2 separate regions of the Homo sapiens genome follow, and region 2 is linked to region 1. Evidence: read pairs that join two places in POLR2A ChIA-PET (ENCODE). Cell type or tissue: GM12878. All regions are shown on one strand. Links, peaks and the distances in the headings refer to the core of each region. The heading gives the core; the rest is flanking DNA. Region 1 overlaps CERK (ceramide kinase). Region 2 overlaps TBC1D22A (TBC1 domain family member 22A).

Region 1 (5,374 bases), core at 143-5,142:
AAAGGTTTCATACTGTATGATCTGATTTCTATCAAGTACAACAGTGAACCTAGTTGTTTAGAAGTCGCAGCAGTGGTTCCCCTTTGGGGAGTCATGACCACAGGGGCACGGTGGGGGACCCTGGGGCTGGCAATATTCTGCTCCTTTATCTGGGTGCTGGTTACACAAGTGTGCTCAGCGTGAAAATTCACCCAGTGCACACTCAGAATGAGATCCTCTGGGTCTGTGATATGACAAATACTAAAACAGCCTGTAATCCCAGCACTTTGGGAGGCCGAGGTAGGCGGATCACTTGAGGTCAGGAGTTCGAGACCAGTCTGGCCAACACGGCGAAACTCTGTCTCTACAACAAATACAAAAATTAGCCAGGTGTGGTAATGGGTGCCTATAATCTCAGCTACTTAGGAGGCTGAGACAGGAGAATCGCTTGAACCCAGGAGGAGTTTGCAGTAAGCCGAGATTGCACCACTGCACTCCAGCCCGGATGATGGAGTGAGATTGTCTCAAAAACCAAGAACAAAACAAAGAAAAAAACCCACTAAAACAGATAACAGGGTTAGAAGTTAAAATTGTAGAGTAGCTGAAACAATAGAATCATATACAATTTTTAGCTACAAGGAGACTATATCAAATGCACAATTATAAAGATGAAAATGAACCCACATTCTCCAGTGGGAGGCAGGGTTCAGAGGACTTTCTCTTGGAGTCTGCACCTATAGGATCAGGTCTGGAATCCAGTCAGCCAAAGTCTCATGAAAACAGGTTTGATGGGAGGAAAGGGAAGGAGAAAGCAGGACGGACGGAAAGGGGGAGTCGAGAGACAAACAGAGGAGGGGAAGGCGGGAGAAACAGATGCACTCTTCTGAACAGCCTAGTGCGGAACGACATGCAGAGGAACGGGGCTTGTGGTGGTTTGAGATGTGAGGACGGTCAGGATGAGCTTTTCACGACAGCAGGTGGTGGAGGCCAAGTCCCCCAGGATTAAACAGGGAAGTATGGAAGCACAGGCCCTCCTGCCCCAGTTGTAATCAAGAGGAGGGCTCCTTCAAGCAATGATGCTGCTCTGAAGCAGATATATGGGAATGCCTCCTTTTAATAAACTGAAATTCACTTTCTTGATGTAGGTGCCAAATTCATTCAAAAATATATAAAACTAACCTAAACACATGCCATTTCTATTCTATGGGTGAAGCCTGTGCTGAGTTGTCAAGACTGTGTATTGGCTGGGCTCAGTGGCTTACACCTGTAATCCTAGCACTTTGGGAGGCTAAGGTAGGAAGATGGCTTGAGCACAGGAGTTTGAGATCAGCCTGGGCAATATGGCAAAACCCTGTCTGTACAAAAAAAATTAGCCAGGCGTGGTGGCACACACCTGTAGTCCCAGCTACTCAGGAGACTGAGGTGGGAAGATCACTTGAGCCCGGAAGGTAGAGGCTGCAGTGAGCTAAGATCATGCCACTGCACTCCACCCCGGGTGACAGAGCGAGACCCTGTCTCAAAAAAAATTGCCTATTAAGGTTATAAGCAAACAACATGAAATAGTGTTATGAATACAAAATGAATGAACACCTACCACTTTGTGTGTGTGTGTGTGTGTGTGTGTCTACCATATGTTCCTTTTTTTAAACTTTTAAGTTCACGGGTACATGTGCAGGTTTGTTATATAGGTAAAGTGCGTGTCATGGGGGTTTGGTGTACAGATTATGTCTCTAGCCATCCTACCACTTTTTAAGGGTGACAAAGTCTTGTTACTCAGCATGCAATAACTAACCCACCAGGCTCCAGGCTCCTACTACATTTCAGATGTGGACACATCCCTGGCTGGGCGTGGTGGCTCACACCTGTAATCCCAGCACTCCAGGAGGCCAAGGTGGGGAGATCACCTGAGGTCAGAAGTCTGAGACCAGCCTGGCCAACTTGGTAAAACCCCATCTCTACTAAAAATACAAAAATTAGCCAGGCGTGGTGGCGCATGCCTGTAGTCCCAGCTACTCGGGAGGCTGAGGCAGAAGAATCACTTGAACCCAGGAGGTGGTGGTTGCAGTGAGCTGAGATCGCGCCACTGAACTCCAGCCTGAGCAACCAAGCAAGACTCCATCTTGAAAAAGAAAAGAAAAGAAAAGAAAAAAGACATGGACGCATCCCAGACAGATGTGAGGTGTATTCCTCCATGTGCCCAGTTTAATTCTCACATTCACCTCGAATGTAAAAGCTATTACCATCTCCGCTTCCAGAAAGAGAAACTGAGGCTCAGAAGGGTAAGTGACCCGCCCCCAGGCCTCCTGGCCAGTGAGCAGGGGGCTGGACTCCATGCCAGGGTCCAGGCTGTGGAGCCCATGCCCTTTGCATTCACTGGGATGGTCTGCTCATGAGAAATTAAGTCAGCCTGACTCATCATGTCCACCTGGGGTATGGCCAGCTGCACGAAACGGGGAGACACTTCAGGAAGATCACCCAATCAGGCATGCGCATGCCACCACGGCCATCCTGTCTCTCAGTCCAAACACACACGTACTCAGCTTCTCCAGCATCTCCCGCAGGGTCTGCAGCCACAAGTGACACAGCTGCTCCTCTGGACACCAGAAAGTCACCTGCGCCCACTTCCAGCGGTGCCGTCGTGCTCTCTTTACACAGTGAACTGCACAGAAGCAAGCATGCTCGTTAGTGCAAAGTTTGCAGGGTCACTGACAAAACCTCAAGTGAATATGCACCAAATGCAGCTAATTATAGGTTCCTAACCAAAATTTCCCAGGGGTTCTCCTCCCTTCTAATTAGTAACTTTCAAGGTATATTAGAAAAAAACATCCGATCTTTCAAACCTTTTAAGTCATATAAGGGAAAAGGGCTGGCTGTGATGACTCACGCCTGTAATCCAGCACTTTGGGAGGCTGAGGCGGGCAGATCACCTGAGGTCAGGAGTTCAAGACCAGCCTGGCCAACATGGTGAAACCCCGTCTTTACTTAAAATACAAAAAAGTAGCCGGGTGTGGTGGCGGGCACCTATAATCCCAGCTACTCAGGAGGCTGAGGCAGGAGAATTGCTTGAACCCAGGAAGCAGAGGTTGAACTAGCCGAGACCGCGCCACTGCACTTCAGCTTGGGCAACAAGAGCAAAACTCTGTCTCAAAAAAATAAATAAATAAAAATAAGGGGAAAAATGACCATTAACTAAAACATTAACTAAAGGTAGCATTTGGGGAAAAAAATAGGAAGATTTCATAAAGATAAACCAATGCATTGAGCTTGTTAAACAAGTAACAGAAAAGTTCCCTCTCGTGTAATCTACATAGAATTAATGAAGAATGTGGGAGAAGACATTTAGGCTTATCACCTGTAAAAGCGTAAGGCTTTTCCATTTTCTGCCATTTTCCACTGCCTTGATGTTTCCCGTGAACGTCTGTTTCCTCAACGGCGATGATCTCAGATACAGGCACAGAGCAGGCATCTGTAAAAACACCACGTCCTTCTGTCAAAGAATTCGTCAGAATCCACACAGGTAAAATCAGTCCAACTCCAAGAAGCTGAGAATATTCTGCTTTAATATTCTCATTAGAAATTCAGGCTGGGTGTGGTGGTGTGCACCTGTAATCCCAGCACTTTGGGAGGCTGAGGAGGGAGGATCGCTTGAGCTCAGGAGTTGCAGTGGGCTATGATGGTGACACTGCACTCCAGCCCTGGCAACAGCACAAGACCCCATCTCCAAAAAGAAAAAAGATATACATATATATATATATTTTTTTGAGACAGAGTCTCACGCTGTCGCCCAGGCTGGAGTGCAGTGGTTCGATCTCGGCTCACTGCAAGCTCTGCCTCCCGGGTTCGCGCCATTCTCCTGCCTCAGCCTCCCGAACAGCTTTTTTAATACCCCCTCCCCCAAAAAGGAAGGTTATAGGTCACTTTTAAACTCACAAATAAATAACTGTGGGCAGCTCAATGTTACCAGACGGCGGGATGTTTTATTCAGCCGAGTCACCAAATGGAGGCTGTGATTTTTCACACGATTTGCTCACCCATTCAAGCAGCAAATGCGGACCATTCCGGGCCAGCTACCATGTGAAATTTGGGGAAACATGCTCGAGACATGGCCTCTGTCTGCAGGACAGTGCCTGGTTCAGAAATCCAAGTGGGAGGGAGACACGTGACAGGACCCGGGACAGCTGGAACCACGGAGCTTGCAAGTGAGGCAGAGCCCAAGTGTGGCGCGAACTGGAGTGCAGGGGGAGGAGACAGGGGAGACTTCCAGGGGCCCAGGGGATGACAGCACCGGACATGCTCCACCCTGGGAACCAGCAAGGACCCATTCCACCCGAGCCACCTGGGGCGTGTTCATCTGCTGGGCAGCTGTAATTACAGGCTTGCACATCAAAGAAAGTTCTGGGCTGGCAGCAGAGCTGTGGGAGGTGACGGGTAACTGAAGTCCAAGGCCTGAAAGAACTTGCCCAGGAGAGCATGGGATTGAAGACAGCAAAGCCAAGTTTGAGGAAGGTGGCTTCCAAAAGCTTATTCTGGAATTACTGTTAGGCATGTATGATATATCCTTACACAGAAGAATGTTATAATTTGTGGTTAGCTTCCTAGGTTGGCTATAAAACCTGCAATATAGCTAAAATACCGTATTTTTGCCGTAGCTAAATGCAAAAAAAATTGCTATAACATTTGTGGTAATTTTGCATCATTTTTAAAGTTGTGGCCCATGGAAATCAAGTTCTAGGAACCTGGGAGGGTAGTGTCTGAACTGGGCCTTTGAGCACTGTAGAAACCTTTGAAAGGCCAGTAGTGGGGCCTCCTGATTCCCTCTGAAGTGAAGCCAGCCCCAGGGGAGCAGACTTGATGGGGAGGGGGTGGGTTACAGAGGATGAAGTCTGGCTGGAGAGCAGAGGTCTCAGGAGGTGTCTGTGTGCATCCTCCTCCTGGGTATAGGATGTGGGGTCCAGAGTGACTCTCAGGGTCCCCACCCTCCGGTGTGCCCCACCTGGGCCTCCCATCTTTTTTTTTTTTTTTTTTTTGAGATGCAGTTTTGCTCCTGCTGCCCAGACTGGAGGGCAATAGCTCCATCTCGGCTCACCGCAACCTCCACCTCCCGGTTCAAGCGATTCTCCCTCCTCAGCCTCCCAAGTAGCTGAGATTACAGGTTCCCACCACCAGGTCCAGCTGATTTTTGTATTTTTAGTAGAGACAGGGTTTTGCCATGTTAGCCAGGCTGCAGGCCGTGCCGTGCCAGGGGTGCCAGCACAAGACCAGGCAGTCCACGTGCGTCCTGCCAGAAGGAGCGACACAGGTGCTGGGGCAGGGAGGTGGTGGGGACAGCCTCACTGTCAGGGTCAGGGTTCAGAGGATTCCCCGTGGGTGGAGGAAGGCGACGTAGGGGCAGGAG
Region 2 (5,374 bases), core at 71-5,070, 280 kb after region 1:
CAGCTGGTCAGTGATGAGGTGTGGAAAAGAGACATGCTCTTTCACAAAGAGTCCCATGCGCGCTTGGCAAATTATTTCACAGAATGTGGAGACAAATTGCACTTTGTTGGAAACTTAGCCCTGGCCACGTGCCTTGCAGGGCCCTGCCCGCTGAGCGTTGCCGGTCACTGTGCCTTTTCCCCTCCCTGCGCCTTTAGCACAGAAGGCCGTAACAGCAGTCTTCACGGGAAGGGCGCTCGGTTTGGGAAACTGCTGAGTGATATTCTAAAATGGACTCCTACAAATTACAAACTCCATTTTGTTCCTTGATTGAATCTGATTTTTAACTCTGTGTCTCATGGTGATTACCTAATTTCCATATTATGAAGTTGTCTGCAGTTCTTCTGATAATACTTTCAGTGTTACGTTTAGCTGCTTTTCAACCCATCATCTGTTAAAAATACCGTTTTTGCCTCCGTCAGTGCGTTCATGTGCGCTCACCGCACGCTCCACCGCGCGGTCTTGTTTGGGTGCGGCTGGGTTCTTTTCCCTGCCAGCACTTTCACAAGCATTCCCCAGCCTCACTGAGTTCTCTGAAGTATGATTTGCAGTAGATGTGAATTACACGTTCCTCTGAAGTATGATTTGCAGTAGATGTGAATTACACGTTCTGAGCAGGTTCCTCCTTTTCCGCTTGTGTCCCTTGGAAGGCGTATTTCGTGTTTTCGTGGAGGTTAGAAAGTTGTGGTTAGTGCTCGTTTGTTCCGGTGCTGCAGTTTGGGAAATACTTGAATTGATTTTCTCTGGTGCTGTGGTTCAGAAAGAAGCACATTGCGGATTCGCTGGATGATTGTTTAAGAGAGCAGCAGCGATAACCAAAGGAACCCCAACGAAATCTGTACTTTTTAGTAAATCATATTTTTATTTTCAGCGCAGTCTCTGAGTAGGCCATTTTCATATGGCAATTTTTTGTTTAAAGGATCAGTGCTTCACAACAGAGAAAGATGTGTGTTGCCGTTGAGAGGTTAAACTGTCTAACTTGTTCCTGTTCTTCTAATGAAACCTTAAGGAATTTCTATCATGGCCTCATAATAAGAATACCCAGGCTGCTAAAGCAGTAAATAGACAGAATTTCTCGCGTTTGAGCTCTCAGACTGGTGGGCGCCATCATCCCTGAGCAAACTTGGGAGAAGCATCTGCAGGTCTCGGCCACGTGAAGCTCCCCCTCACCTGTTTCATCACTTGCCTCCTAGAGAAAGGATTTGTGGGTTGGAACTTTTTGCAGGGATTGTAAAGATTTTATTAAGGGCAGAGGATATTCTAGGAAGAAAAAATTGCTTAAAGAAAAAAAAAGCTTCTCAGGCCGGGCGCGGTGGCTCACGCCTGTAATCCCAGCACCTTGGGAGGCCGAGGCAGGCGGATCACGAGGTCAGGAGATCGAGACCATCCTGGTTAACATGGTGAAACCCTGTCTCTACTAAAAATACAAAATATTAGCCGGGCGTGGTGGCAGGCGCCTGGAGTCCCAGCTGCTTGGGAGGCTGAGTCAGAAGACTGGCGTGAACCCGGGAGGCGGAGCTCGCAGTGAGCCGAGATCGTGCCACTGCACTCCAGCCTGGGTGACAGAGCGAGACTCCATCTCAAAAACAAAAACCAAGCCTCTCCCTCTTTTCTGCGTTTTAGGAGAAGGACAGCATTTATTTCAGAAAATTTTGATAATTCAGTGAAGGAAAACATCTTCATGGACTCGTTGATTAAGAATGGAGAGGTTTTGAGGGCATTGCCCAGATGGGAATAGTTCAGAAAAGAGCCGAATTGCTCTGCAAAGTCAAGCGGAAGTTTCAGCAGTGGTGGCGCGAGGATAAGGGCTCATCAGGAGCGAGCAGAGAGCTGGAGGAGGGGGAGGTCTTGGGGATGGAGGGAAGCCTGGTGAGGGGTGAGAGGGCAGATCGGAAGAGGGGCTGCATCACTCTTGTTTTCTTGTGGTAAGGAGTTGTGAAAGAATCTCTCAAAAGCACTTCTGAGTAGTTTCTTCCTATCTTGAGTAGTACTGTGACCCTTCTTTGTCATCCCTAAACCTTTAGTAAAAGTCTGCCGTGGAGACACGAAGGTGCTGAGAATGAAGAGAGAGGGCTGTGTCTGTAATGGAAGCCGCGTGGAAAGGAGGATGGGCGGCAGCCTTCGAGGGTGTGTGCTGGGCAGGGAGTAAAGCGACAGGCAAGCCCGCAGATGGGGAACTCCCTGGGAAGCCCCCTGTATCCTTCGGGACAGACATTGTATGAGTTCCCACAGAATCAGAGAGGGTGACTGGAGCCACTGAATTTGGAGTGAAAGAAAAAGGTGAGAGTAGGAGGAACGTGCGTTTTCAGTCGTGGCAGGCTAGATAATTTCAACCACATTTCCCACTGGATAAGACCTTTTTGTTTTTTTAAATTAAGCCAACAAAGCAAAAAGAAAAAAAAAAAAGGAAAGAAAAATAAATGTCTTAAAAGCATTGAATTGCTATCTACAAAATAAGGACTTCCTGGGCCAGAGTGAAGCTAGGACCTGGCTAGGTATGCCCAGCTCTAAAGCCACCAGTGTTCTGGGTGTGTGTTTCCTGATGCAGAAGAAAAATCATCCCAAAGCTGGTTGTGGTTTGGGCGCCTCATGTAGTGCCTGCATCCAACCCGATTAGTCAGGATAGGGATCTGAGAAATGCCCATACAGTTTGTGAGACCCAGAATAGTGACACGTGAGGGCAAAGTGGACGTGATACTCCCTCATAAAATCTAGGTTCCAACCTGAGAGGATCAGGGTTGTTTGAACCTCAGTTATGATGATTCTATACTGGAGTTCCCCAGAATGCTAGTGAGAAGCAAAACAAAATCTTGTCTGGAGGAAGTTACAACTGAAATTGTATTTTTTTCTTTCTTTCTTTTTTTTTTTTTTTTTTTAATAACTCCAAACACCTTTTTCAAATAAAGTGACCCACACACATGAACCCGGGAGGCGGAGGTTGCAGTGAGCCGAGATCGCGCCATTGTACTCCCGCCCGGGCAACAAGAGTGAAACTCTATCTCAAAAAAGAAAAAAAAAAAAAAAAAAAGTTGGGTGATGTTTTTGTGACCAGAAATATGCCATTGAAACTTACCTCTTGTTTCTGTCAATCACCCTGTGGTAAAATTGGTTTCATTATATGTCGTTTTGCTTCAGGTCAGCTTCTGAGAACCTGTGGATGATTGTAAGTGGGTATTTGGTGGCTAGTGCTGCCGAGCTCCACAGGCACCAGCCTAGAAAGGACTTCAGAGATAAGAGCATAAATCTGGAGTTTTAACCCAAATTTAATTCTTTTATATAATCTTTTGGAATATTTTAAGGGCTTGGCATTTTTCTTCAGGAAGAATAATTTTTCTGAAAAATTCTCGAAACAAGGCTCATGGCTAAGTGGAATTAAATAACTAAAAGTTAAATATAAGTCTTAAAGTTTATTTTGTTTTATGTTAGAATAGGGCATGTGTCCAGCAACTCCACAAAAAATAGAATTAGGATGTCGCCTAATCTGTATTATCCTGCCTTGTGTTACTTAAAATTTAATAAGCATTTGTAGGCTCAAAGAGGGTATGCTGTTCTTTCTAAAATTATCTAGCTAATGTGTTCTCAATATTTCTATTAATTGTCAATCTGTTCCCTACTTAGCAAAGGATTTTGTATATAAAATCAACAGTTCGCACCAATTATTTAGTAATTTACTGCTGTAATAATAAATGTACCTTTACTCTCCAACTGATAGAATTTCAGCGTATAAAGCACACGATGAGATTTCCACTCCGTATTACATCGAGAACGCTTACACCTACTTGAAATTCCACATTTTTGCAGTGAATCCTAATGACGTCCCCTGTACATTTTGTTTTTACATCTGTCACGTCTGATGTTAACCTCTGAAATCACATGATCCCTGTTTGTCCCCAAGATAGAATGGCCAGAGGAGTGGGCTTCAGCCCTAGCCTTTCCAAAGGCTGGAGTCAGAGCCCCTCTGTGTGAATTCTGGGGCCAGCCCCACCTGGTACTCAGTGTCATGCATCTTTTGTGACATAGATGACGTCTGTATAAATGAGATATTTGCTACATTTTTTGATTAAAAAAACCATAGAGAACTTTTTTCAGTATTTTAAAAGAATATTTGAAACCTCAGCAGATGTGTCCATTTGATTATGTCCATTCTTGATTTTTTCAGATTTAAGAGTAGATCATAAACAACTGCATTTCAGATCAGAGAATTGTCCCATTGGGGGTGACACTGGCACTAAAAGGGAGGCTCTTGGATTGTTTCTGGTGCCACAGTGGTGGTGCCAGGGCACCGTTGGATGAGGGGAGTGGGAAGAGCTGTTCCCTGGGGCCCCGGTTCTGGTGGGCTCCACCCTCACGTTGTTCTGAGGGGACTTAAGGCTGGGAGGCCCTCATGGGTCAGGAGGAGCTGCTGGCAAAACCTGATAGTTGCTAAGCTGATCTGAACTTAGCTTGCAAGGAGCAGCAGCCCAGAGGCCTTCCCAGCAACAGCATCGAAGCTGTCGCCAGGGCCGCCTAGGGGATGTAGGATGGGCCACAGCCATGTGCCTTCTGAGTTTTCTCCTGCAAACTGTGCCTTTGCCTCTCTTTAGTAAAAAATGGAAACAACTGCATCTCTCTACCTTCTAACCCCACGGAACCTCCAAGGGCTAGGGGCGCCAAACTGAGCAAATAAAAATAGAGAACGTCTAGTTAAACTTCAATTTCATATAAACAGTGAACAATTTTTTAATATAAGTATGCCCTGAGCAGTGTTTGGCACACACTGAAATTCAGAGTTCACTGATTCTTCTGTATTTATCTGGTAATCCTCCAGGGGTGAGTTCTGAGTGGGGTGAAGTGGAATTCAGACCCAGGCTTGAGCTCTAGGTTACCCTTTGCTCCCCGAGGTTACAGATGACAAGAATGTGGCCTTAAATGTAATGTGTTATTTGAAATTAAAGTATACGCACACACACCCTACACACACATGCCTGTACACACATACCCTACGCACACATGCCTGTACACACGCACCCTACGCACACATGCCTGTACACACGCACCCTACGCACACATGCCTGTACACACACACCCGCCAGATACATATACACACACCCTACACACACATGCCTGTATACACACACCCTACGCACACATGCCTGTATACACACACCCTACGCACACATGCCTCTATACACACACCCACCAGATACATATACACACACCTACAGATGCACCCCTGTATACACACACACCCCTACACACATGCCTGTATACACACACCCTACACACATGCCTGTATACACACACTCTACACACACATGCCTGTACACACACACCGTACACACACATGCCTATACAC

Evidence for each region. Peaks named below come from ENCODE experiments on the same cell type or tissue, not always from the same donor. Only the 100,000 strongest peaks of a DNase experiment are listed, where the experiment ranks them.
Region 2: POLR2A ChIA-PET joins it to region 1 with 8 read pairs; 1 of 35 experiments calls an interaction of 5 or more read pairs at or near these places.

The regions. Positions count from the first base shown.
Region 1 is chr22:46,717,571-46,722,944 of GRCh38, forward strand. It overlaps CERK (ceramide kinase), which reads right to left. Exons shown (of 13, transcript NM_022766.6): 2 at 3,332-3,445; 3 at 2,516-2,638. Among named protein-coding and RNA genes, the nearest start is that of CERK, 18 kb to the right of the region's middle. RefSeq lists an enhancer at 5,269-5,374. In GM12878, for the core only: no CTCF peak of the experiment used is centred there; a DNase peak (open chromatin) is centred at 2,701.
Region 2 is chr22:46,998,404-47,003,777 of GRCh38, forward strand. The region is part of intron 10 of TBC1D22A (TBC1 domain family member 22A); the gene reads left to right. Among named protein-coding and RNA genes, the nearest start is that of TBC1D22A-AS1, 85 kb to the left of the region's middle. RefSeq lists enhancers at 1,072-1,573, 1,574-2,073, 2,974-3,163. In GM12878, for the core only: no CTCF peak of the experiment used is centred there; DNase peaks (open chromatin) are centred at 2,158, 2,748 and 3,148; H3K4me3 peaks cover 618 bases; H3K27ac peaks cover 1,041 bases.